Linked DNA regions of Homo sapiens: regions 2 and 3 are each linked to region 1. The links are chromatin loops, found by intact Hi-C in ENCODE. Cell type or tissue: heart right ventricle. All regions are shown on one strand. Region 1 overlaps TLR5 (toll like receptor 5). Region 2 overlaps SUSD4 (sushi domain containing 4). Region 3 has its middle 23 kb from the start of DISP1.

Region 1 (8,000 bases):
CAAACCAGGTATCTCTCTGGACCCAGGTTCACTGTGGGTTGGACTAGCTTTAATAGTCAATAAGGCCAGGGACAATGGCACACGCCTGTAATTCCAGCACTTTGGGATGCTGAGGCGGGCACATCTCTTGATCCCAGGAGTTCGAGACCAGCCTGGGCAACATGGCGAGACCCACTTCTACAAAAAATAGAAAGATTAGCTGGGCATGGTAGCATGTGCCTGTAGCCCCAGCTACTTGGGAAGCTGAGGTGGGAGGATCACCTGAGCCGGGGGAGTTCAAGGTTGTGCCATGATCATGTCACTGCACTCTAGCCTGGGTGACAGAGTGAGACTCTGTCTCAAAAAAAAAAATTTAAAAAACAGTCAATAAATAATTTGATAGTCAACAAGCAATCTGCCACATGCAAAGTATTGCAAGGGACCAAAAAATATAAGCTATATGTCCCATCTCATTTACTCTTCATAACCATCCCATTTTACAGTCAGGGAAACTGTCTGGATTTGAACTCAGAAGACCATGATAAAGGCAAAATCAGAAGTCACTTTTAGTCCTGAGTTTCTGGGGTCTGAGATTCCTCCTCATCTTGGTCAGAGATATAACTGGGTTCAGATAGCTTCAAGACTACCTTTTCTTTTATTTCCCAACCTGTGAACCAAAAGGGTAGTGAGTGTGAATCTCTAGCATGCACAGATGTGCAAGAAATACTGCCTCTCCTCTATTTTCTAGATATTAATATTAGTTTAGAGCCTTCATCTCATCTGGCCAGCAACCATAGAAATCACCCCAGGTTGTGTCACTGTGTCACAATTTCAGATCTCTTATGCATTGCCAAGATCCCAGGGGCTCGGGTGCAGGTATCTCCTGCTCCCCCATCTGGTCCACTCGGGTTACCACTGAAGGCACTCTTGTGCCTGTCTTGCCTAGCAAGTCCTCACTGCTTCCAGACCACATAGCTAACTCACTGGGGTCCTGCCAGAGTCCTGTCTTCCTGGTGCTGACAGACCCCTTTTCCCTTCCTGTCTTCCTGTTTCTAGAAGCATGTCTCTCTGCTTTACCCATCAGCACACCCCACCCCTCTTCCCCCAACTTGGCAAAGACTTTGTGTCCCCAACCTAAGGCCCTGTTTGGAAAATCAAAGCCAGAAGAACTTGCAGGCTATTCCTGGTAGGGTTCTGACATATACCTGCCCTGGACCAATGACTAGGGAGCTGGCTACAGAGGTGGAGGTGAGCCTAGGAAAGCAGAAATACAAGGAGAGGGGGAAAAAAAAGTCAAATCTCAAAATATCTAGCCGCAGACATAAGCTCCTCTGAGGGTAATTTCTTGAGGGGGGAAAAAGTTGCTATTTAAAGCTAGGATATATGTGGTTCCATTTTTTTCATCGGTACATTAATAACATCATTTTCCACTATGTATCTTCAAGATCCGGTGTAACAGCCTTGCAAATTTGCCAGAATGAAGAAGGAATGTTCTGCTTCAGGGAGGATTGGCCCTGGTCTATGATTGCTGTCATGATGATACTCAGCAAGTTTCCTTAGATAACTTCAGAGTTAACAAGGATTTAAAAATGCTTCCATTTCAAACTCACCGTTATACATATGCAGAAACTGAGGACAATGAAAGTTAGAGTTGTCTAGGATACCCAGACTGTGGCTGAAGGAGGACTAGAACCGATATTTATCCTCTCCCAGCCCAGCATTTTTGCCATGGTCTCATGTATCTCGAAAGTAACCACCACTAGCAAGTTGGAGCCAAATCAACTAGCTGACTCCCTGCCCTGACTCAGAATGGAGCATAGCCACCCTGGGCAGCCTGCCCAGGCAGATTCCACATGCAGTAAACCTCCTTCGGGTCCCAGGACACTGGGCACAGGGTGGGGACCTGTGCTTCCAGCAGGGGTGCGCTCCCCAGCCTCACCTGTCCCTGCTTACAGTCCCTCAGGCAACACCAGTGAAATCATCTTCCTCTCAGGGCATCCTCATCCTGGCCTGAGTGCCCCCCACCTTTCCTTCTCAACCTCTTCAGGGCTTACCTTGCATCAGGGGGTGTCTCCAGCAGCTGCAGGGTGCATTGGATTTTATCTGCCTGGGAAGCTTTCTCTTGATTCCTTTGCTAGCCCAGCACAGACTACACATCCCTCTCAGAACAGTTCTCAAGTGTTTGATACTCTCTCTTCACATTCCCATTTCGTATCTAACTGATCAGGTTAATAGGGTTCCTAGTTGCCGGTCACCACCCCCACCCCAGCTGTTTCCAATTTACATCACACTCCAAATGATTTTTGCAGCGCTTAGCAGATTGTCTGTGTCATTACTTTCAGGGATGCTATACTGGACTTCCCTACTCTCATCTGCTCCAGCCCCCTGACCTTATAGTTGCCCAGCTTTCCTGGCAATTGACTTTGCCCATCAATACACAGGATTTAGCATCCAGGGAAGATGTCGGAGCCTCAGATGTTAATTTTCTAATTGAGAATGTTGGCGCTGTCCGAACCTGGAGACAGGTAGGGATGTTCACTTTCTGGGCGAGCCACCTTTTCCCGACGATTTTAAATGTTGTGCTAGTTGTTCGTTTTTAATAATCACTAAAAATTATTTCTTTCAATCAGATGCTTTAAAATTGTGTGCTAAAGAGTTATAATGTGCAAACAACGGGGAAGCCATTCTGTACCTAAACCATGTGTTTTCAACATAACTTTTCAGAGTATCAGCGCCTTTGCTTGCTGCTGTTTTTGCTGTTTTTTGATGCTGGGAACCACCACCTAAAGATAGTAAAGAAAACACAGGAAGCTTTCCGGTAACTCATGCTAAAGAAACACAAAATCACCCCAGTGCCTTGAGAAATTTCCTTTCCCTCTCTAACTTTCCCCTTCAGTGTTCTAAAGGGAAGGCGTTTCTGGTAAGGTGTAGTTGCGTAAATGATGGCTGCCTACTTCAGCAAGCAAGAACTGTTGGAGTATTAAGCATGGGTAACTGGATATTCTGGTTTGGGCACTGGAGGATCCCTGGAAGCCGGAAGCAGGCTGTTGCTGCCGGGGTAGGGGCGGCGGGGGTGGGAGGTAGAAACTTATTGCTGTGATTTTATAGGCAGTAAACTGATGCTTAGAGAGGTTCAGCACTCGCCCAAGCTCACACACCTACTAAACTGTGGAGCTAGGATTTGAATCCAGCTACAAATTTAGTTGTCATTGAAATGTCTAAATGCACTCTACTGCGCAAGCGATAGGAACTTCCCAGCGGAGCTCAGCTCAGGGACGCTTGCAGCTCCCCGCGCCCCGCTCGACTCTCCGGCCGCGGCTCCGCGGGCTCCTCCCCCTCGGTCCCTGCCCCTTTTGCGCCCTCTGCTGGTCTCTAGGGAAAGCGCATCTCCTGAAATCAGAAGTCGCACCCAAGCTGTCCCGTTTCCTTAGCTCCTAGTAAAGCGATATGACCCATCCATCCCCTCCTCCTCAAAGCCTCACATGAATCTTCTTTGAGGTACTCTCTGATGCTTCACTCTTCAGCGCTGAGAAAAATGGGGAGGAAGGGGAAGTGAATGTATTAGTATAGCCCCTTCTCAAAACCAATCGTGCAGCATCTTAGCCATGCCTTATCCTGGAAGAACGAGGCAGCTCACGTGGGCATGGGGGTAATGAGCAGGGAGGCAATTACAGACTCTTAGGTTCTCACCGCTAACAGTGTGGTCAGTGGACCAGCAGCAGCATCACGTGGGAGCCCGTTAGAAATGCAGACTCTCAGGTCCTTCAGCCACAGCCCTGATGAATCAGAATCACCGTTTCAAGGAGGTCTCAGGCGGGCCGTTTCAGGTTCCGAGCTCGCTTTGAGGCTCTGTGGATGTTTTGCAGCATATTCAATTTTGTTTTGTTCAAAGGTCACAGTGACAACTAAGTTTGCAGCGGGATTCAAATCCGAGCTCCACAGTGTAATAAATGTGAGATCTTAGACAAGTGCTTAACCTCTCTGAGTTAATCATCTATCAAATAATGAAAAGCACTATAAGCCAACTCTTCAACTTTCAGGACATTGTTCACCCGAAACCCGAAATCCAATAACTGTGCACTGTCTTCTAACACAGCCATAATTTACCTAGATGTACCGCTTAGAAATGTCTCACTCTCATAGTGACCTTAGTTCTATCTGTCCCTAGAGAGCCGCAAGACCATTTTGTCTGGAAGTTCTCTGCTCACTGGACAATAGGGACAGTGGAATTGTCCTCATCCTTGTGCTTGAGTCTTTGGAAACCAAATGACCCCAGAAATGTCATGAAAGAGATTTTTAGGTCCCAGAGGAACTGAATGGCTTAGACACCCACCTTCTGAACAAGAGGCTGGGCCAGAGATTTCTCAAGGTCCCAACTTCAACCTTGGTGTTCTGTCCGCCTTGATTTACAAAATGGTCTTGATCTTTTCCAATTAAAATTCCATTTAGTAGAGATACACAGAAAGTTTGCAATTCTTCCACAAGAAAACTGCTGTATGGCATAGAAAAATATCTACATAATATTTTTTGTTTCTTCTTCTTAATTAGCTTTCCTATTTTCCCTTAGGAAAACAAAAAGTCCTTTCTCCTGATTCACCAAAAAATAAAATACTGACTACCATCACTGTGATGAGATTCCTATAGTCTCAGGAACTGAAGTCTTTAAACAACCAGGGACCCTCTGCCCCTAGAATAAGAACATACTAGAAGTCCCTTCTGCTAGGACAACGAGGTAAGTGCTTCTGGTAAAAATGTGTCATAGTGTGTCTGTGTCTGTGTGTGTATGATACGTATATAAATATATGCATATTTGTACATATATATATACATATGTACAAATATACATACATATAAGGTCTCTCTGTCGCCCAGGCTGAAATAAAGCAGTGTGATCATAGCTCACTGCAGCCTCAAACTCTTAGGCTTAATGATCCTCCTGCCTCAGCCTCCCAAATAGCTCAGACTACAGGTGCACACCAGCATGCCTGGCTAATTTTTCTGTTTTTTGTAGAGACAAGGTCTCACTATGTGGCCCAGGGTGGTATAGAACTCCTGGGCTCAAGCAGTCCTCCCATCTTGGCCTCCCAAAGTGCTGGGATTACAGGCATGAGCCACCATGCCCAGTCCTGTCTTCAAAATATTAATGGAGAAAAATATTGCTGGGGTACTTAAGTTGTGCCAGGTACTACAGGGGGATCCTGCATGAATGAAACTGAGTGCCTGCCCCTCAAGACTTACAATCTAGTGGAGAAGGCATAATATAATAAAAATGCCATGATGGAAATGTACCCAGAATACCAGGGGACGGAGATAAAGAGTGCATATAGGCCAGGCATGGTGGCTCATGCCTGGAATCCCAACACTTTGGGAGGCCGAGGCAGGTGGATCGCTGGATCCCAGGAGTTCGAGACCAGTCTGGGCAACATGGTGGAACCCTGTCTCTACAAAACAAAAACAACAACAACAACAACAAAAATTAGCTGGGCATGGTGGTACAAGCCTGTAGTCCCAACTACTTGGGAAGCTGAGATGGGAGCATCACTTGAGCCCAGGAGATTGTGGCTGCAGTAAGCCCTGATTGCACCACTGCACTCTAGCCTGGGTAACAGAGCGAGATCTTGCCGCAAAACAAAAAAACAAAAACAAACTAGTGCACATAGAAGTGTGAGAAGTGCATGTAGAATTCTCATGGCAGAGGTGGCTTCTGAGGTGGCCTTTGACGGGGGAGTTGGAATGGGATGAGCAGATGAGACATTCACGAGCATTCCAAGCCCCAGGACCAGCCTAAGCTGAGAGAATGGGGATGAGGGCAGACTCTGAGAATGGCAAGTTAGATCTCGAGCACAAGGCAGTGATGGGATGCCAGTGTAGATACAGCCAGGAAGGCAGGGTGGCTGGAGTTTCCTGCTCTGTGAAATGAAAGGGTTCAAGCCCTGAGGGCCTCTCTAGTCAACCATTCCAGAATTCACTTAGAGTCTGTGGTGGGGACCCTGAGGTCATCCTGAAGAGTTTGAGTGATATGAGCATGAGGAGTCAGTGAAGACTTCTAATCAGAGTCATGCCCTAGGAAGCCCCCTCAGATAGTAAGTGAGGGGTGTGTGTGTCAGGGTCAGGCTTACTATGGGAGACTAGCAAGGTGGTGTCTCCCATATCTAGAGGGGAGGCAGTGGAGCCTTGCAGCCAAGCAGTGGCTGCAGAATTGGAAGAAGGGGAATGGATGCTGGAGGCATCCTGACGTGAAATTCACAGAACTGGCCACCAACAGCATTGATGCCCTGCTTAAAGCTTCTTCCAGCTGGGAATTAAGGAAACCAGAATGACCTCACCCTCCTGGTTAGATTTTAAGGATATATACACTAAAGACAGAAATAAGGATCCATGAGCAAAGATGAATATCAGGCAGTGTCTGACCAGTGAGAAAGGTCTCAGAATGGCTATAGCCCTAAATGCTCTGAATTTGGGGGAAATGCTACAAAGATGCAAAATGATTTTTCAAGCTCTGTTCAGATAAGGAAGAAGGAAGCAACAAGCTCACTCTCAGAAGCAGATGGTGCAATGGTATAATACTAGCAGATAACCACTCCCTGGCAGGAGAGAAGTGATGGCCCAGGTAGGAGAGAAAGAAGCAAGCAAGTGACGTGGGGCTGTTCTGAATCTGCCCAAGTCCTTCTCAGACCGGCCCATCCAAGGAACCCAGAGAACTGGCAGAGGAGCCCTCTGCACCTGGCAGCCTTTTCTGCAGGGCCACGAAGAGGGAGGGAGGCACCAGGCAGGATGTGAGCAAATTCATTCATTCAGCAGATATTTGCCAACATAATACATTCTAGGTGCTGGCAACACAGTGAGTCAAAGAGAACCAAACAATACCTGGCCTCTGGAACAAAATTCTGATTCACAAAAAGGGACACAGGTGGGCTTTTAAACCACAAACCAGCGAGCTTGACAACAACTGTGGACAAATTTCTAGAAGAGGTTTAGTAGGTGGTCTGCAGCTCTGTGGAACGGTGCGGGGATCCCTGTATGTCAGCTTGTGTTTCTGAATGGCCAGTCACAGAGAACTCAGCTTGTTTCCATCCTGACAGGGTTACCCTTTTCTAGCAACTCTAGGAATTTGGCAGGGCATTTGATAGTCTCTCAGGGTACGCCCCAGCCCCCACCCATTGCTAATGGAATAAAGACTGCACATAAAAGTGCACATAAAAGGGAAATTTAGGCTACACTTAATAGACGTGCTTTGTATTATGGAATCATAAAGACCTAGAGAGGCAAACAGACCCTAATGAGACCACCGGGCATCAGTAAATAAATCAACCGTTCTGCAGTGCACAGAAACCTCGTGTGCTGATTCTCTGAGTCCTCTTTAGAGAACAGTAGTTAGTTGTCAGACGTTTAGCCCGCTGTGTTAATCCCTGATGCTAATGACTGTTGCTGCTCAGGCGTGTGATGGCTCTGAGGAGAAACCTGGGTAGGAGCTCGCTTTCCATTTTGCCCGCATGAACGGACTGCCTGTTCCTGGCCGTGGAGTGCATTTTGCACTCACGTTTGCACGAGTGAGCTGCCCTCCCTCCCTGACCTTGTTGGCCTGAGTGTGACTGCCTGGGGCCCAGTCACACCTCCCTGACCCCAGTTTCCTCTCCCAGTGGCGCTGCTGGGTGCTGTTCCCCGGGACTGCGGCAGAGCCCTCCTCGCGGGCCTGACACGGTGTCCGGCCGCACGGATGACCGGTAGAGGGCAGCAGCGCGCTCCGGGTCGGTCGGGAGCAGGGCCTTCCTAGTCCAGAAACCGCGGCAGGTCCGCTGCTGAGGGCCAGGGCCTGGTGGGCTAGGGGCAAGAGCAACGTGGTGAACCGGTGGGCTCACTCTGCAGGAAGAAGAGAAAGAGGAGACGTGGAGAAGTCGTGCTGACCACATGGCGTATCGGACACTGCACATTTATGTGGGCCCCAATGTGCCTGGCGCATGGTTTCTGCGACAGGAGCCCAGCCGTCAGGTGTAGACGTGCAGGAGGCTGGCAGATGGGCT
Region 2 (8,000 bases), 210 kb before region 1:
TATTGCTTATTGCTTGCCTGTATCAAAACATTTCATGTACCCCATAAATATATGTACCTGCTATGTACCCACAAAAATTAAAAAGCATTTTTTAAAAAAGAAAAATAACATTCACACAGAAAAAAAAAGTAGGAGCTTAATAGACATTTGTTGAATGAAAAAAAATATTTGTGAAATTTCAACAGGACGAAGTGAACTGCAGGGGGTTTTAGCAGAAAGAACATGAACATGGGCCTTGCTGGGGCAAGCATAAGATAGGTTCATGGCCAGGGAAGGACTGACTTTGGCCTGGACCAAGGGCATGTTTTGGAGACAGACCAGCAATATAGCAAGAAATGTAGTAACAATAGTAATAATATTAATGGGTAGCATTTATCAATTACTTGTTCATACCAGGCACTTTTGAAGTGCTTTACATAAATGAAGTCACTGAGCCTCACAGCAGCTTTATGAATTAGGTACCGTTTTCATTCCTATTTTCATATGAGGAAACTGGGGCAGAGAGAGGCTAAAGGGTAGGTTGAGGGTCCTAGAATTAGAAGTGGTGGGGCTGGGTCCCAAATTCAAGCCATCTGGCCCTGGAGCCTGCTGAGGTATTCATCTCTCCTTGCCTCACTGCTTCCAGGCTGGGGGGCACTCAGCCATGGGAGTTTGGGATGTAACACCGTGGATGGATTTGCCAGCTAACGTCATCTGCTTTTCCTCTTTGACCTTCTTTCTGCAGTACGCCTTGAACCCTAGCCCAAATGTGGTTAAGCCCAGAACCTCAAGAGAAAGGAAATCATAAATAGGAAAATGAATTTCCTAATCTTTGAAAACTATTTTCTTCTTATTGATTCCTCAGGAGGCCATCGACGAGCCACTGAGAGTTTCTGAACGGAGGAGCATGTTTAAGTCATACGTTAGGGTTTTGGTTCTCAAATGGGGTGATTTTGTCCCCCAGGGGACATTTGGCAATGTCTGAAGACAATTTTGGTTTTGGGGTAAGCGGATGGAATAGAGGGTGTGTGCTACGACTGTCTAGAGGGTGGAGACCAGGGATGCTGTGAAACATCTTAAAATGCACAGGACGGCCTCTACAACGGAGAATGATCAGCCTCAAGTGTCCGTAGGGCTGACTCTGAGCAACCCTGCCCTAGGGTGATTGGCCTGGCTGCTGCAGTAGGCAGGGGAGGCTGAAGGGAGACATGGAAGCTAGTAGCCAGGAGGAGGAGCTCCAGGTGAGAGGTGCTGAAGGCCCGGAGGAGGTACTGGCAGCAGAGAAAGCCAGGGTGCACATTTCAAAGGCTGAATTCTGGAGGGCAGAGGGCAGACCAAGGAAGATGTTGCAGCCAGGGGTTTCTAGTGTAGGCATGAGAGAGAAGAAGCATGGAGTCATTAACTGCAATGGAGATGTCAGGAAGAAAAGCTTATTTTAGAAAGATGATGAGTTTGGTCTTAAGATACTTAAATTTTGACATGCAGGTGGAATTGCCCAGCAGGCATTTGAGAATAAGTGATAGAAAGCCGGACGTCGGCGTTATAAATGTGATGTAGGAACCATCTCATGGGCAGCGGTAATTATAATCAGTGTTCAGTAGTGGTCCTGGGAGAGGACTGAGGGACACAGGGACTGTGAGGGATCCCCCTGAGGGATGCAGGAGAGGGAGCGGCAGGGCCTGGATCTGAACCCTGGCTCCATCTCTTAATAAGCGCATGATCAGAGGGAGCGTCAGGGCCTGGATCTGGACCCTGGCTCCATCTCTTAATAAGCACATGATCTTGGACATGTCCTTGAACCTCTCTTTGCCTCAGTTTCCTCACAAGATACCAAGAGAATATTCACAGAGATTGGTGGGGAGCCAAGATACAGCATTACCAAAGCCAGGGATGTGAGGGTTTCAGAGAGGGGGTTAGTGGTGCGGACCTCTGAAGGGGTTGGGGGGATCCATGAGAATGAAAGACCACCTCGTGTTCTCAGCTCATGAGTGACTTTGGGGACAGCATTTTCACTGTATGTTTGTGAGCACCACTTCAATGTAAGTTATCCTCACTGGTGTTACCACAATGTCCAATTATCTATTTTCTTTACAGTGTGTGACAGGAATAGTGTATATGTAGACTTAATAACAAATTACTTATATTAACTTTAGTTTTCCCTTAAGTAAGAGCAATGAGCTGTAGAGAAGGAGAGGGTAGATAAGTTATAAATGAAAGTGAAGAGAGGCCAGAGAGGAAGTTTCGATTATTTCTGCAGAATCTGTTTTTCTTTTAGCTTCCAAATTCCCAGCCTTGAACATAACAAGGAGTGCTAAATGTTCTGAACTCAGGAAAACTGTCCAGATGGGCCCAAGGAAGCAATCTGCCTACCCTCCACGTGTACATATCATGTTAGGGCGGCCTGCTTGGATTTAGGAAGAGCACACTCAGTCCCCAGTGGGAAATGTCCATCCCGATTAAATGAGGGCTGCGGAGTGTGGAAAACATGAGAAGTGGTGGAGAGTTTTTCTGGAGTTGAAGTTTGAGTCTCACTGTGACCAGACTGAACCTACTGAACCCACACTGATAAGGAAAGCGAACATTGTCCTTGGCAGCCCTTCAAGGCTAAGCTTTTCTCGGGGGTGAGCAGTCCTTGAGCAATTCCTTCAGTGCATTAAGTGCAAAGTGGCTCTTCCCTTAGCTACAAATAAGCAGACCACTGTTATTCTCAAGAAAGGAGACCCCAGGAGAGTGCAACATCAGCACAGCCTTACCATGTTCACTGCGCCAGGCAGGTGGAGGTAATTGAACACTCACAAAATTTATTTTTGTGTGAGACACTCATCTGAGAGGCTGGGTGCCATTTCCACTCTATCCCTAGCACCCGACAATGTTGCCTCCCTAGATCTTGCTTATCTTGTACACCATGTATGCCAAACACATCACCCATCTCTTTGAAATATTGTCAGAATGATCTTTGCTGTGCAGTATTAAAACCTGCAAATGCCCTTGCTCCGTTTTCTTAGGTGGTCAGGCTGTCTGTATATATTTATTGAGAAGACAGTTCTGAAGGCTAAGCATAGACAGGTTTCTGAAAAATTATGACTCACATTCCATTTTAACTGTTTTTGGGAATCTAGCTATTTAGTGGAAGTCTCAGGTTTTCCTAAAGTGCTGTGTGCTCATACATTTAGTTTTTATTTCCTGAAAATGGCTAACTTGGGACTTGGAGGTGGCTCAACAGAGGTTGACACGTTGGTTTGGATCTGGGCCATGTTCTCGTACTCTGTTGGTGGTGGAAATAAAGCTGGAAGGGTGGAGAAGGGTCAGGGAGAAGATAAGGAAAGGGAACACACTGTGGTTCCTACAGCAGTTGCACAGGGACTTCACGGGTTTACAGAGGGAAACCATAGCTAGGTTTAAGCTTTTTCCCTTATTAAAAGCAGCTATATATATGCAGATGTATGCATATTCATTGTTGAATTTTTTAGAAAATATGGATGAGCAACGTTAACAAAATAAATGTCACACTAACCCTCTGTTAGAAAAGTGATGTGTGTCTCTTTTCTATATATCTTCATTCTCCCCCCAAATAGTATATAGACATTGTTTTGTTACCTACTTGTATTACTTAACAATATATCATATTTTTATTAATCTTTTAAAAATAAATCTTTTAGAGCATCATTGTAACTCACCGTATTGTATTCTATTTTGTGCATACCCTATAATTTTTTTCACCATCGTGCTGCACATGCACTGGTCAGCAAAAACAGAGGCAGTTTGTCCAGTGGGGGAGATAAACAATCCAATAATCACAAAAATAAGTACAAGCTGTAAAAAGTGCCATGAAGGAAAGCAACTTAGCTTTGAAAGAGCTTATGAGGGAGAAGAAGGAGAATCTCACTTGGTCCAGCTGGGCGGGGTGCTCAAGGAAGGCTTCCGGTAAAAGTTAGCTTTGCGTGGAGAGGTGATAGATTTGAACCAGGTGAAGATCAAGGGAGAGTGTGTTCTCAGTGGAGGGAACAGCCAGCACAGAGGTCTTCTGTTGGGAGGTAGCATAGAATGTTCAAGAACCTGAAAGAAGGCCAGTGTGCCTGGAGTGTAGAGAGCCTTCCTCTTTTTATTGGCTATTTGTGTTTATTGTTTTGAATTCTGGGCTTATGTTCTTTGTCTGTTTTTCCGCTAATGTTTTTATCTTTTTCTTATTCATTTGTAAAACTCTTTTCAAATATTTGACCTTTCACATATCAACAATGTTCATTCTTGCAGTTTTTACTGGCCTTTAATTGCATTGATGATAATGCAGTCAACTTTTTTTCTCTATGGTTTCTGCCATAGAGAAACCGGTATTGGTATTAGGCTTAGAAAGTTTTTGCCAACCCAAGGTTATTTACATAGTCACCTGTATTTTTCATATTTTATTTGTTATACTTAAACATTTAGTCAATTTGCGTGCTGGGAAATGTAAGGATATTGTTAATTTTTATCCAGATGGTTAGCCAATTGTACCAACAGTATTTATTGAATAGTCTATCCTTTTCCCAATGTTTTGAAATAACACCCTCATAATATACTAACATTGTATAGATATTTGGGTCTGTTTCTTGGCCTTCTGTTATATTCCATTGATTTGATGTCTCTTCCTGTGCCAGAACCACACTATTTTACTACTTGTACCTTTTAAAATCAGATAGAGCAAATCCCCACTCATTACTCTTCATTTTCAAAATGTTCTCAGCTAGTCCTATGAAATCACTCTTCCAGATAAATTGTGGAATCATTTTGTTAATTTTGTAGATTAATTTGGGGAGAAGGGACATCTATTCAATAATAGTATTCTCAGAAAAATGGCAACCCTCTCCATTATTTTAAATCTCCTTTTGGGTTCCTGGGTAGAAAGAACATTTTTAAAGACAACATCAGCCCTGAGGACATTGCAGTTTCATCTACAAAATATCACTGACCTAGAGAACATGACTTCAGTGAACACTAGAGAAACAGTAGGACACTGAGGGCCCTTTGAGGATCTCTGTCTTGGGTACCCAGGCCCCCGCCTGTCCTCCTAGCCCTGGTTTCACTGTGGCTGTGGTCCACCAGGGCAGACCTCAGCCATGACTAGGAAGGAAATAGGAAAGGCAAGGGATGTTTATTTTTGGAGACTCGTCTGGGCTGGGCACCCTCCTCAGTGCTTTGCCTGTTGCCTCATTTACACTCGACGTGACCAGCCAATGAGCGATCTTTAGCTCTGTTTCATACCAGACTCTGAGGCCCCGAGAAGTTACTTAACTTGGCGCAGATGGGGGTGGTGATAGGCAAGCAGGAGGCATGGTGGTCTCTGTTGGCAGATGGGTGAAATGGGTTTGTACCCAGGCCTCTCCAAGCACAAAGTCCGCCTCTTTCCATTCTCTTCTTCAGGCTGGGAGACACACCCACCCTCACCACTGGTCACTAACTGGGAAGGGGGAGTTGGGAGCACCCCTGTGGTTGTAGCTGCGTGTGCAGTTGTTTTGGTGCCTGAGGCATGGGGGAGCCATGCTGATTGTCCCTCCGTTTGTGTATTTAAAACAAGACCTGAACCTGAGAACACTTGGGTGCCCCGTCAGTGGATCTGGAGACCGCTGGCATTTCTGCATCGGGTGTTCTGCGTGGGGGAGCTTGATGGGAGCCGGCCCCTTCTGCTTCCCACTCAGCCTTCACAGCTGGAAGGTGGATCTGGGGAGGACAGAGAGGGGGTGGGTGGGAGGTGGGACCCTCTCCAGGCTCTGCTGGCGGCAGCTGCCCTGCCTCGTGTGGAGCCTGGGCTAGAGAGATGCAGCCGTGGCTTTGCTATTTTTAAGCTGTCCGCTATGCTCTGGTGGAGGCTGCCCGCGTCAGATGCTGAATCATGATCCAGCTTGCTAATTGCAGCAGTGCCTGTGGACTGCCAAGTACCCAGACAGGCATCTGGCTCTGCCTTTCGGGTTCCCATGTTATAGTGGGGGACAGATGGGCACCCCATGACAGGAGTACCAGGCAGGCCCAGCACCATCACAGTTCTTGTTACCTTTGGGCTTCATAAAAAATTTACAACAGCAGCAACAAAAAGAAAAATAAAAACACCTCCCCAAAGAACACCAGATTATTACAGTATCTGTTTCGAGAGGAGGAAGAAAGCTTTAGGACTTTCCATATCAAACATGTGTATTTTAGCAATCAAGGTGCTTTTATTCTCTCTTAGAACAATCGGCACCTAACATGCAAACCACATTAAACGAATATGTGTAACACAGAGGGAATTAGGTGGATGAGGTCAAGTGTGTCTTTTTCTAGAGGTCAGTTTCAGCTAAGTGCTTACTATATTTCTGAAACAATAGAGATTTAAGAGATGTTCCTCCGGGGAGTTCAGCAGCCTTTGACATACTCTCTATCAGTGAGGGCCTGTTTGCATGTGTTCTGTCTCTCTGACTACCTGTCTAACTAGATCACAGGGCTGAGAAGGGACACATTTCCCCTCCTGTGGGAAAGAGCTCACCTGACCTCTACCTGGATCTTTTGCCTGGAGCCTCTAAACCCAGCTCCCCAGCTGTCAAAGCAGGCTGAATATCATGACTGCGGACAGAAGCTGCTTTTGGATTAGCAGGGATGGAAAGGACTGCGTGTTGACAGCTCCTTCCTTACCTTTGATTGTGGCACACTACTCTCAAAGCCTTCCCTTCTCCAGGACACTTTTCCTGTCTCTTCTCTAACACAAAGGTGACTCATTTTTCATTGCAGCTGCAGCATGGAGTGCTGGCCCAGCTCTGCACCCCAAGCAGAGGTCTCACTGGGTCAGGGCATCTTTTTGTATCTATCAGATGCCCATCTGTGCCCTCTGCCCCCTCAGAAGAATGGACAGGCCAGTGCCTGGATTCTTGTCTGTTCCAGGAGATGGGACCAATTTCACAAGAGCTGAGCTGTCTGAACAAAGAAGTGATGGGCACACATGAGCCTCCCTAGTTCTCAGACAATGGGGTGTTTAACTTCTGGGTGTTATTCTGCTTTTTTCAGGGTGCTGGGCCTAGACTGAAGCCCATGGCACCAGCCACAATGCTCCTGCAGGATTTGGCTGCGTGTGGTCTTTGTCAGGGAATGCGATTGGAGCAGCTGCTTCCAGGGCTTGATTCCCCACAATTCTTCCTGGCCTGTTGTGTAAAGGAGACGGCTTTAAGGAGATAAGGAGATAAGGAGTTGAGTGTCGTGGTTCTGCCAGAGCGGAGCCGGTGGAATGAGAGCCCCCTTTTCTTCAACTTGGCAAATTAGTGTCTGCCTTTCAGACTGTTGGAAACAGCTCAGTGTGTGTAAGCGGAAAAGTGGTCGGTGGGCCTCAGGCCCAGCCAGTCCTGGGGGAGCCGGGGCCCAGCCTTCTGCTTCCTGAGGGGCCTCAGGTGTATACACATGAAGCTTGTTGAGTTAGTGGTGTCTGAATGCCTCAGAAATCTCTAGGGAACTTCTGCAAAGACGATTCCTCGGCCTTGCCCCCATAGACGCTGAGAAGGTAGATCTGGGAGGATCACAGAAATCATACCATTAAAAGGTGTCGTGAGATTCTGATGGGTGGCTCTCTAGGTTTGCTAACCCTGCTGCAGTGACTCCCTCAGTCTCACACCAGATCTGACAGGGACCTGGCGGGGGCAGGGATTAGACTTTGGGAGCATGGCAGGTGAGAAGGGAGATGGCGGGTTGGAGGGATGGGTCCCTCTGTCCTGTCCCACCCCTGCCCCGCTGGCTCATTCTCTGCAGGCAAATGTATACAACCTCTCCCCTCTCAAATGAACCTTCCCTTGATCTTGGCCCTGCCCTGACATTTTCCTCCCTCCACAGCTGAGCTCCTAGAGATAATAGTCCACATTTAGTCTCTTTCCTCATCTCCGACTCACTGTTCAACCCACAGCAATATGGTTCCACCCCCATCGTTCCTCTGAAATTATCCTGGTAAATGTCACCTTCAGAGACACGCAAACACCAAACTCATGTGCACAATGGGTCTTGCAGTTCTCCTCTTTCTCAGCCTCTTTGTAGCA
Region 3 (8,000 bases), 340 kb after region 1:
CTACTTGGCTAGGCAGGATGAACTTGTCTCACACTACTGACCTGGGTCCCATGCTTGTCAAGGATGAGTCAGGCGTGGAATGGTGAGGGGTGTGTGAATGAATCTGTGGTCCGGCCACTGCGCCCAGACAGACATGCTGGCTGCTGCAGTGGGGTGGGCAGCACCAGGTGCTGGCATGGGTGCTGGCTCTCTGAGAAGCTGCAGCTGAACCAGACGCAACACAAGTAGCTCATCATGGCTGGCACTGGGGAATATGGTGGCACCTGGAAGCTTGGAGATCCCAGGAACTGCAGGGCTTTAAAGAGGGAGTCACAGCCCTGGCTCAGGGAGCTCCAAGGTCTGGGATCCCCGAAGGGCCACAGCTCATCTCTCCTTTTCTTTGCCTGCAACATGGCAAGCAAGGGGCATGTTTCAGCTCTGTTTGCATTATAGCTCTTTTAGCCCCGCCATTCAATGGGTCCTGAGTTCTTGTCCTGTGACGAGGAAGAATGAGGTATGCAGACAAGTGGAGAGTGGGTAAGATGAAGCGGAGCTTTATTGAGTGATAGAACAGCTCGGTCTCCCACAGAAGGCAGCGCCTTTCTGTAGCTATGGTGTCCCATTGGCGAGTGTTCAGCTCCTGGCAGAGAGGAGACCCTGTTGTAGGAAGCTCCTCTCTGCAGACAAGTTATACCATTTTCTCTGCAGCTCTCAGCAGAGAGGAGTCCCTGAAGTGGGTAGCTCCTCTCTGCAGCTGTTCATCCCAATGTCTACTCAGCTCTGGATGAACCCAGGACTTTTATGGGCCTCAGAGGGGAGGAAGTGTGTGCCGATTGGTCCACAGGTGGCCATGGGTGGGCCGGGAAAAGGCACCAGGAGTTCCTACTCTGGTTCATGGGACTAGCAGTCCAGCCCACAGTCTTCAGGCCCTCCCTAGCCTGAATGTGGGGCCTCACCAGGGACCTGCCCACTTCTGCCCAGGAACCTGTCTGCCTTCAGCTGCCATCCATGGTATCCAGGCTGTAGTTGCCAAGGGGCACCTGCAGGCCAGTGCAGAGCTGCCCTTAGCCACCCTTGGCTTCCTTCCTATGCTTGTTGGTGCCCAAAGTCCAGAAGTGGCTGAGATGGCAAGAAGCTGGCATGTCAGCACTGCCCCAAGAGTGTGCACACTTGGCTGGGCTCCAACAGTGCCTGGGCTCAGCCTGACTTTGCTTCAAGATAGAAGCAGGTGCCTACAGCAGAGAGAAGCCAGGCAGTGGGAGCAGGCACTTCCAAGCCTGTGAGGGTAGGAGGAGGCCTTCCAGGGCCCCTAAGAGTGTAGAGATGCCTGGGTCTGCAGCCACAGTTTGGGCGGCTACAGCTGTGGGGGTGGAGGAGGGGCAGGAGGGGAGGTGGCTCCTGCCTGCTCCATGGAGCAGGAGGCCTGGATCTGCAGCCCTGGTTTGGGCAGCTGAAGCTGTGCATCAGAGGTTGGAGCTCCCACCTGCTCCCGGGCCCCAAGAGCACAGGGATGTCTGGGTCCGCAGCTGTGGCTTGGGCGGCTGCAGTGGCATCCAAGGAGCTCCTGCCCCAACTCAGAATGGGTGGGGCTCCCACTTCTCCCCAGTTCCTGCTGGCTTCATGGAGTGTGCAGCCCTGGCTGCGCCTCCCTGCTGCAGCTGGCATGATGGCAGCGGTTGCTACAAATGGCCTGCCACTGCCATCAACTGGAAGTCCAAGATCAAAGTGTTGGCAGGTTTGGTTTCTCCTGAGGTCTCTTTCCAGACTTGCAGATGGCTGTCTTCTTTCTCTCTGTGTCCTTACGTCACCTCTCCTCTGTATGTGTGCATCCCTGGTGTATCTCTCTCCTTTTACAAGAGCACCAGTCCTACTGGATTGGTGTCCTACCCTCATGACCTCATTTAACCCCTTTACCTCTTTAAAGGCCCTATCTCCTAATACATTCTAAGGTACTGGCGGGTAGGGTATCAACATATGAATTGGGGATGGGCACAATTCAATCCATAACACTTATTTAGTAATCTTCTGCTTATCATGAGGGAAGGGATCTGGTCTTGTTCATATCTCTACTCCATGTGCCTTAGTCCAATGCATGGTACATAAACATTTCTTAACCCACTTTTTGTTGATTTAGAGGTAGAGTGAAGACTATGGAGGTTGAAGTCAGGTGATGGAGAGATTTAGATGCTAAGAATAGGAGTTTAAATGCTTAGAATAAAGAAAGGGGCTGGGGGTTGTATGGTGAGAAGTACTATTCAAGAGAATTACTCTGTCAGCAATGTAGAGGATTTGTTGGAGGTAAGAGGAAAAGGAAGCAGGAAATTCTATCACTGTGGCCCAGGCCAGGGGCACTGAAGACCTGTTCCAAAGCTTGGATGTGACAATTGATTAGGAATGGAAGCAAAGGAGAGGAAGCAGTTCAAAAAAAAAAAAAAAAAGTTTGGGTTTTTAAACTTTATTTATTTTTAATTGACAAAAATAATTATGTGCATTTATGAGGTACAACATGATGTTTTGATCCATGCACACATTGTAGAAAGGTTAAATCCAGCTAATTAACATATCTAACATATCTATCACTTCATCAATTTATCTTTTTTCTTGTGAGATGTTAAAAATCTATTATTTTAACAGTTTTGAAATACACAATACATTATTATAGATCATTGAAACGTATTCCTTCAGTCTAAACTGAAACCTTGAACCCTTTGATCAACATTCCTTCGCTTCTCCCACCCTTCTCCCCCTCACCAGCCGATGGTAACCACAACCATCTTTCTGCTCACTGTTTCTATGAAATTTACTTTTTTAGATTCCACATATAAGGGAGATCACCCAGTATTTGACTTTCTGTGCCTGGCTTATTTCACTTAGCATAACTGAGATTTTTGAGCTTGATGACTTAAGAGAACAAGTCATGTTTCCATTCAAGTCAAAAGGTGGTGCTCAGGATGAATATGATGAGTTTGAGAAGCAGTTCAGCTACATGGATGCTACCTGAGAGATTTTCAATGTGGGAAACGAAAAGACAAGTTTAGTTCCTATTGCAAAAAAAGTTGAAAATGTGGGTCGGTTGTCCAAGAAAGAGCCGTAAGAGTAAGCTGCATGGTGGTCAAAACTTTGGCTGTTTTATTCACTCTTGTATACTCAGCTCCTAGTCAATGTCTGGCACATATATAATGTTCAATAAATATTTGTTGAATAGATGAAATAGGGATTGAGGAGTGATCTGCATTGCAGGCACTGCAGTGAGAGAGATGGTTGTTAAAATCGAAGGCATGAAAGAGGAAAAAGAGGGGAAGCAAGGAATAAGGCCAATTACTCCTACTTGACTTCAAATTATTTCTCTGCAAATTATGTGAAACACAACAGATAATTCTTATCAAAATCAAATAGAGAAAAATCAATCTCAGTACCTCTGCAAAAAAATACAGGCATTTGGGGGTGGGCAGGGTGTTGATAATGTGTTATCAAATAGCAACACCTAGTGATCAGTTCCGAAAACAACATGGGGATTTTTCAATGAGTTTTTTAGTGAAGTTTTTCATAGAACTCAGACATGCAGAAAAGGAAACTTATCGAAATTGACCAGTTTTGCAGGTGGTAGTAACAATGATAACTAATATTTGTATGACACTTAATAACTTATAAAATGCTCTCTTATACTTTATCTCATTTGATAACAGATGAATATTGTGGTAGAATAAAGGTGAGGTTGATGTAGAGAAGATGGTTGGGGTCTGGGCTACTTGTTATGATTGAATCCAGCACAGTGGCAGGCAGCCAAAGAGGAAGGTTTGATTTCTGAACAGGTTTTACTCCAACAATTTACCATAGAGTGTACGCAGGTCCTCCATCTCTGCCTTTCATTGCAGAAATGGTGGGTTATAAGCAGTGGTAGGCAAGAAAAGGGGGATTTAAAGAAGCATCTCTAAGGAGAGCCATGCAGCTACACACACACACACACACACACACACACACACACACACACGAATACGAACACATACGCATATATATGTGCACACGCACGCACGCGCACACACACACACCCTTTCTCCCTCTACCCACAGGTGAAAACTTAATCCAATTTGTCAGACCCTCTTGTTGATTTCCATTTGAACCTCATCAACCTTTTTAAATTTTCCTACTCTCAGTCCCTGAATCCTGAACTGCAGAGGCTGACTGCTCTGGGACTTGAATGCCAGTTCCAACACTTCCTTACTGCCTGACCTTGAACAAATCACTTAATCTTCTGTGTCTCAGTTTCACCACCTATAAAATGGGAGTAATAACAGAACCTACCTCCTAGGTTTGTTACGAGGTTTAAATGTGTTTGTATCTCAAGCACTTAAAAATTCCTATCTTATAATAAATATTAGCAATTACTTTTCTATCATCATATTCTAACTATTTATTTACATTTGATGCCTTTTTCCCTAAACTTCAGTTTCCTTGAGTATAGAATACTTTTTCCTTTTTTTTTAGAGATGAGGTCTCCCTATGTTGGCCAGGCTGGCCTCTAACTCCTGAGCTCAAATGATCCTCCTGCCTTGGCCTCCCAAAGTGCTAGGATTACAGGCATGAGCCACCATGCCCAGCCTCTTGAGTATAGAATATCGTTCATCTCTGAAACCCTAACACTTAGGTATGGCACATAGTAGGACTAGGTAAGCAGTTAGCTTCAGAGATTTCAGAGGAATAGCAGGATGTCTGAAGAGTTTCCTGGAATATGGTGCTATTTAAAGCAGGTCATATTAGGGGACCCAGGCAGGCTGTCCAGTCTAGAATTCTTAGCTGTCCTTAACTTGTGAATGGGCAGTCTTGGGTAGGCTAAAAAGGCACAGCAACAGAAATTGGAAGGGGATCCACGTACAAGAACTAAGGATAACATGGGCAAGATGACTCAGGATTCAGGAACAGGACAGAAACTTTGATAACAGAATTGGAGCAAATCCAAGGCTGGACTCTCACTGCATCTTTCCTGGATAGATTTAATAGTCTCGTAAGTCTCCCTTTTTCAATTATTTCTCACACTGCCACCAGAGTCAGCATTCTAACACTCTGATTATGCCATTTCCTTGTTCATAAATTAAATGTTCAGTGGCCCACTGTGTCAGCCATTGTCTCATTTTCAAACTCCTCTTCTATACTCAGTTTGGTGCTGCTGGGATCAGGACTTTGCAAACCACTTTTCTGTTTGCCAGCTGGCTCCAAGCTAGACTCTGCCAAGAGAGGTTGGTAGAGGGAGACTGCGAGGCTGGAGAAGAAAGAAGGAATTTTTTTCTGCTTCCTGTCAGTCTCACCCTAGTAATTCTTCTTCACCAGGCAGCAGCAATTAGTTTAGTCCCAGTACCAGCACTTGGTTCCAGTTGGCAGTTTTTCCAACACTTATAGGGGTAGCCTGATCATCGTGCCTCCTTCAAGACACCAGTAGCAGCCAGTCCATCCCCACCATATCCAGAGGTCCAGGTCTCAGCCCCACAGGGCCTTTCCTCTGAGCTCAGAGACACTAACACTCCAAGGTCTGAGCTTTAGCTCTGCAAAGTTCTTCTTCCAAACTTATAAGTGTTTTCGCTTTGTTTAAATATTGGTAAACATGTAACATGAAACTTACCACCTTCACCATTTTTAGTGTGCAGTTCAGTGGTGTTAAGTACACCCACATTATTGTGCAGCCAATACCCAGAACTCATTTCATCTTGCAAAACTGAAACTCTATACCCATCAAGTAATGACTCCCCATTTCCTCTTCCCCCCCATATTAATCCATTTTTGCACTGCTGTAAAGAACTGCTTGAGACTGGGTAATTTATAAAGAAAAGAGGTTTAATTTACCTACAGTTCTGCATGGCGGAGGAGGCTTCAGGAAACTTACAATCGTGGTGGAGGAGGAAGGAGGCACGTCTTACATGGCAGCAGGCGAGAAAAGAGCAGGGGAAACTGCCACTTATAAAACCATCAGATCTTGTGATAACTCACTCACTATCACAAGAACAGCATGGGGGAGACTGCCTTCATAATCCAATCACCTCCCACCAGGTCCCTCCTCCACACGTGGGGATTACAGTTAGAAATGAGATTTGGGTGGGGACACAGAGCCAAACCATATCACTCCCACAGGCCCCTGGCAACCACCATTTCTGTTTTCTGTTTCTATGATTTTGACTACTCTAAGTACCTCACATAAGTTGAGTCATACAATATTTGTCTATTTGTCCCTGGCTTATTTCATTTAGCATAATATCCTCAAGCTTCATCCACCTTATAGCATGTGTCAGAATTTACTCTCTTTTTGGAGTTGAACAATATTTCATTGTAGGTAATTAAAACGTTTATCCATGCATTCATTGATGGACACTTGGGTTACTTCCATCTTTTGGCTCTTGCAAATAGTGCCTCTATGAACATGGGTGACATAGTTTGGCTCTGTGTCCCCACCCAAATCTCATGTTGAATTGAAATTTTCGCTTGTCAGGAGAGGGGCCTGGTGGGAGGTGATTGGATCATGGGTGTGGATTTCCCCCTTGCTGTTCTCATCATAGTGTTCTCACAAAATCAAAAAATTTTAAAACACAAAATAGTTTAAAAGTATGGCACTTCCCCCTTCTCTCTCTCTCTCCTACCACCATGTGAAGACCTGTCTTGGTTCCGTTTTGCCTTCTGCCATGATTGCAAGTTTCCTGAGGCCTCCCCAGCCATGCGGAACTGTGAGTCAATTAAACCTCTTTTCTTCATAAATTACCCAGTCTCAGGCAGTTCTTCATAGCAGTGTGAGAATACAATGTGTGTACAAATATCTCTGAGTCTCTGCTTACAGTTCTTTGGAATATATATCTAGCAGTGGAACTGCTACATACTAGGTAATTCTATTATATATTTTTTGAGAAACTGCCATACTGCTCCATACTTCCAAGTTTTAATAAGTCCATATTCTTCTATTAGTTTCCTAAGCTCTAGGGAACAAAGCTTCTCCCTGAAGCTGCTTCCTTTCTGATACCTTAGTTATTTTTAGTTCTTTAATACCTATTTAATAGTTAGTTGTATTAAGTTGCTGCTCTTAAAATAACAGTTGTGATTAGTCTTTGCTGGAGATTAATTTTGTGGGAGGTAAACTTTACAAATTAATATTTAGTTATAGAGTATTCAGATTGCATTATGACTGGATTTGAGGAACAATTAATAGTATTCTGATTGGATTCAGATAGCTGTGTCCACTATTATGTGACAAATCAAGGACAGGCCCTTCAGCACATCCTCCAAGGGCTTCTCATGCACTGGGCCACTCCCACTTGGCCCCAGATCAGTTTTCCAGCCATATTCTTCATTCACCCTACCTTCTGCTCCAATGAGACCTCTTCCCATTCTCCCCACAAAGTCTTCAGCCTGCTCACCCTATTTCCTCCTCTTACATAGGAACAGCAGAACAGATGACTGGGTGCACCTGTTAGGTGCTGGACACTGCGGTAAGTGCTCTCATGCATGTCATTTCATTTTTTACTCAGAGCAACCTTGTGTCTTAGTATGTTCGGTCTATTATAACAAATACCATAAACTAGGTGGCTTATAAACAGAAATTTATTTCTTGCAGTTCCAGAGACTAGAAGTCCAAGATCAAGGTGCCAGTAGATTTGGTGTCTGGTGAGGACCTGCTTTCTGGTTCATAGTACAGCACCTCCTGACTGTGTCATGATGAAAGGGGCAAGGAAGCTTCCTTGGGCCTCTGTTGTAAGGGCATTAATCCCATTCATGAGGGCTCTGCCCCAGTGACTCATCACCTCCCCAAAAGCTCCACCTCCTAATATTATCACCTTGGGGATTGGGATTTCAACATACAAATTTATCAGGGGACAGAAACATTCAGACGATAGCACCTTGTGTCATCATTTTCCTAATTTTAGTCATAAGAGAATTAAAACTCAGAGAGGTTAAGTGACTTTCCTATAGTCACACAGCTAATTAGTTTGACAGCCAAGATTCCAGCAGCCTTAATATCTTTTTCCAGTGCTATCTATTTGTCAAAA

Evidence for each region. Peaks named below come from ENCODE experiments on the same cell type or tissue, not always from the same donor. Only the 100,000 strongest peaks of a DNase experiment are listed, where the experiment ranks them.
Region 2: a loop joins it to region 1, with 2.2 times the contacts of the local background. A loop is called at or near these places in 20 of 110 quality-filtered maps.
Region 3: it touches region 1 in a loop (5-fold over the local background); 59 of 110 quality-filtered maps call a loop at or near these places.

Annotation. Positions count from the first base shown.
Region 1 is chr1:223,129,186-223,137,185 of GRCh38, reverse strand. It overlaps TLR5 (toll like receptor 5), which reads left to right. Exons shown (of 6, transcript NM_003268.6): 3 at 1-8; 4 at 2,322-2,504; 5 at 4,547-4,711. Among named protein-coding and RNA genes, the nearest start is that of TLR5, 10 kb to the left of the region's middle. RefSeq lists enhancers at 7,448-7,637, 7,778-7,907. In heart right ventricle, CTCF peaks have their summits at 3,345 (motif pointing left), 7,483 and 7,691 (motif pointing right); DNase peaks (open chromatin) are centred at 3,305 and 7,705; H3K4me3 peaks cover 1,573 bases; H3K27ac peaks cover 581 bases; H3K27me3 peaks cover 326 bases.
Region 2 is chr1:223,339,152-223,347,151 of GRCh38, reverse strand. All of the region lies in intron 2 of SUSD4 (sushi domain containing 4), which reads left to right. Among named protein-coding and RNA genes, the nearest start is that of SUSD4, 21 kb to the left of the region's middle. RefSeq lists a silencer at 4,948-5,125 and an enhancer at 5,616-6,116. In heart right ventricle, no CTCF peak of the experiment used is centred here; DNase peaks (open chromatin) are centred at 2,448, 3,236 and 5,833; H3K27ac peaks cover 1,089 bases.
Region 3 is chr1:222,788,406-222,796,405 of GRCh38, reverse strand. No RefSeq gene overlaps it. Among named protein-coding and RNA genes, the nearest start is that of DISP1, 23 kb to the left of the region's middle. In heart right ventricle, CTCF peaks have their summits at 1,390, 1,631 and 3,471 (motif pointing left); no DNase peak of the experiment used is centred here.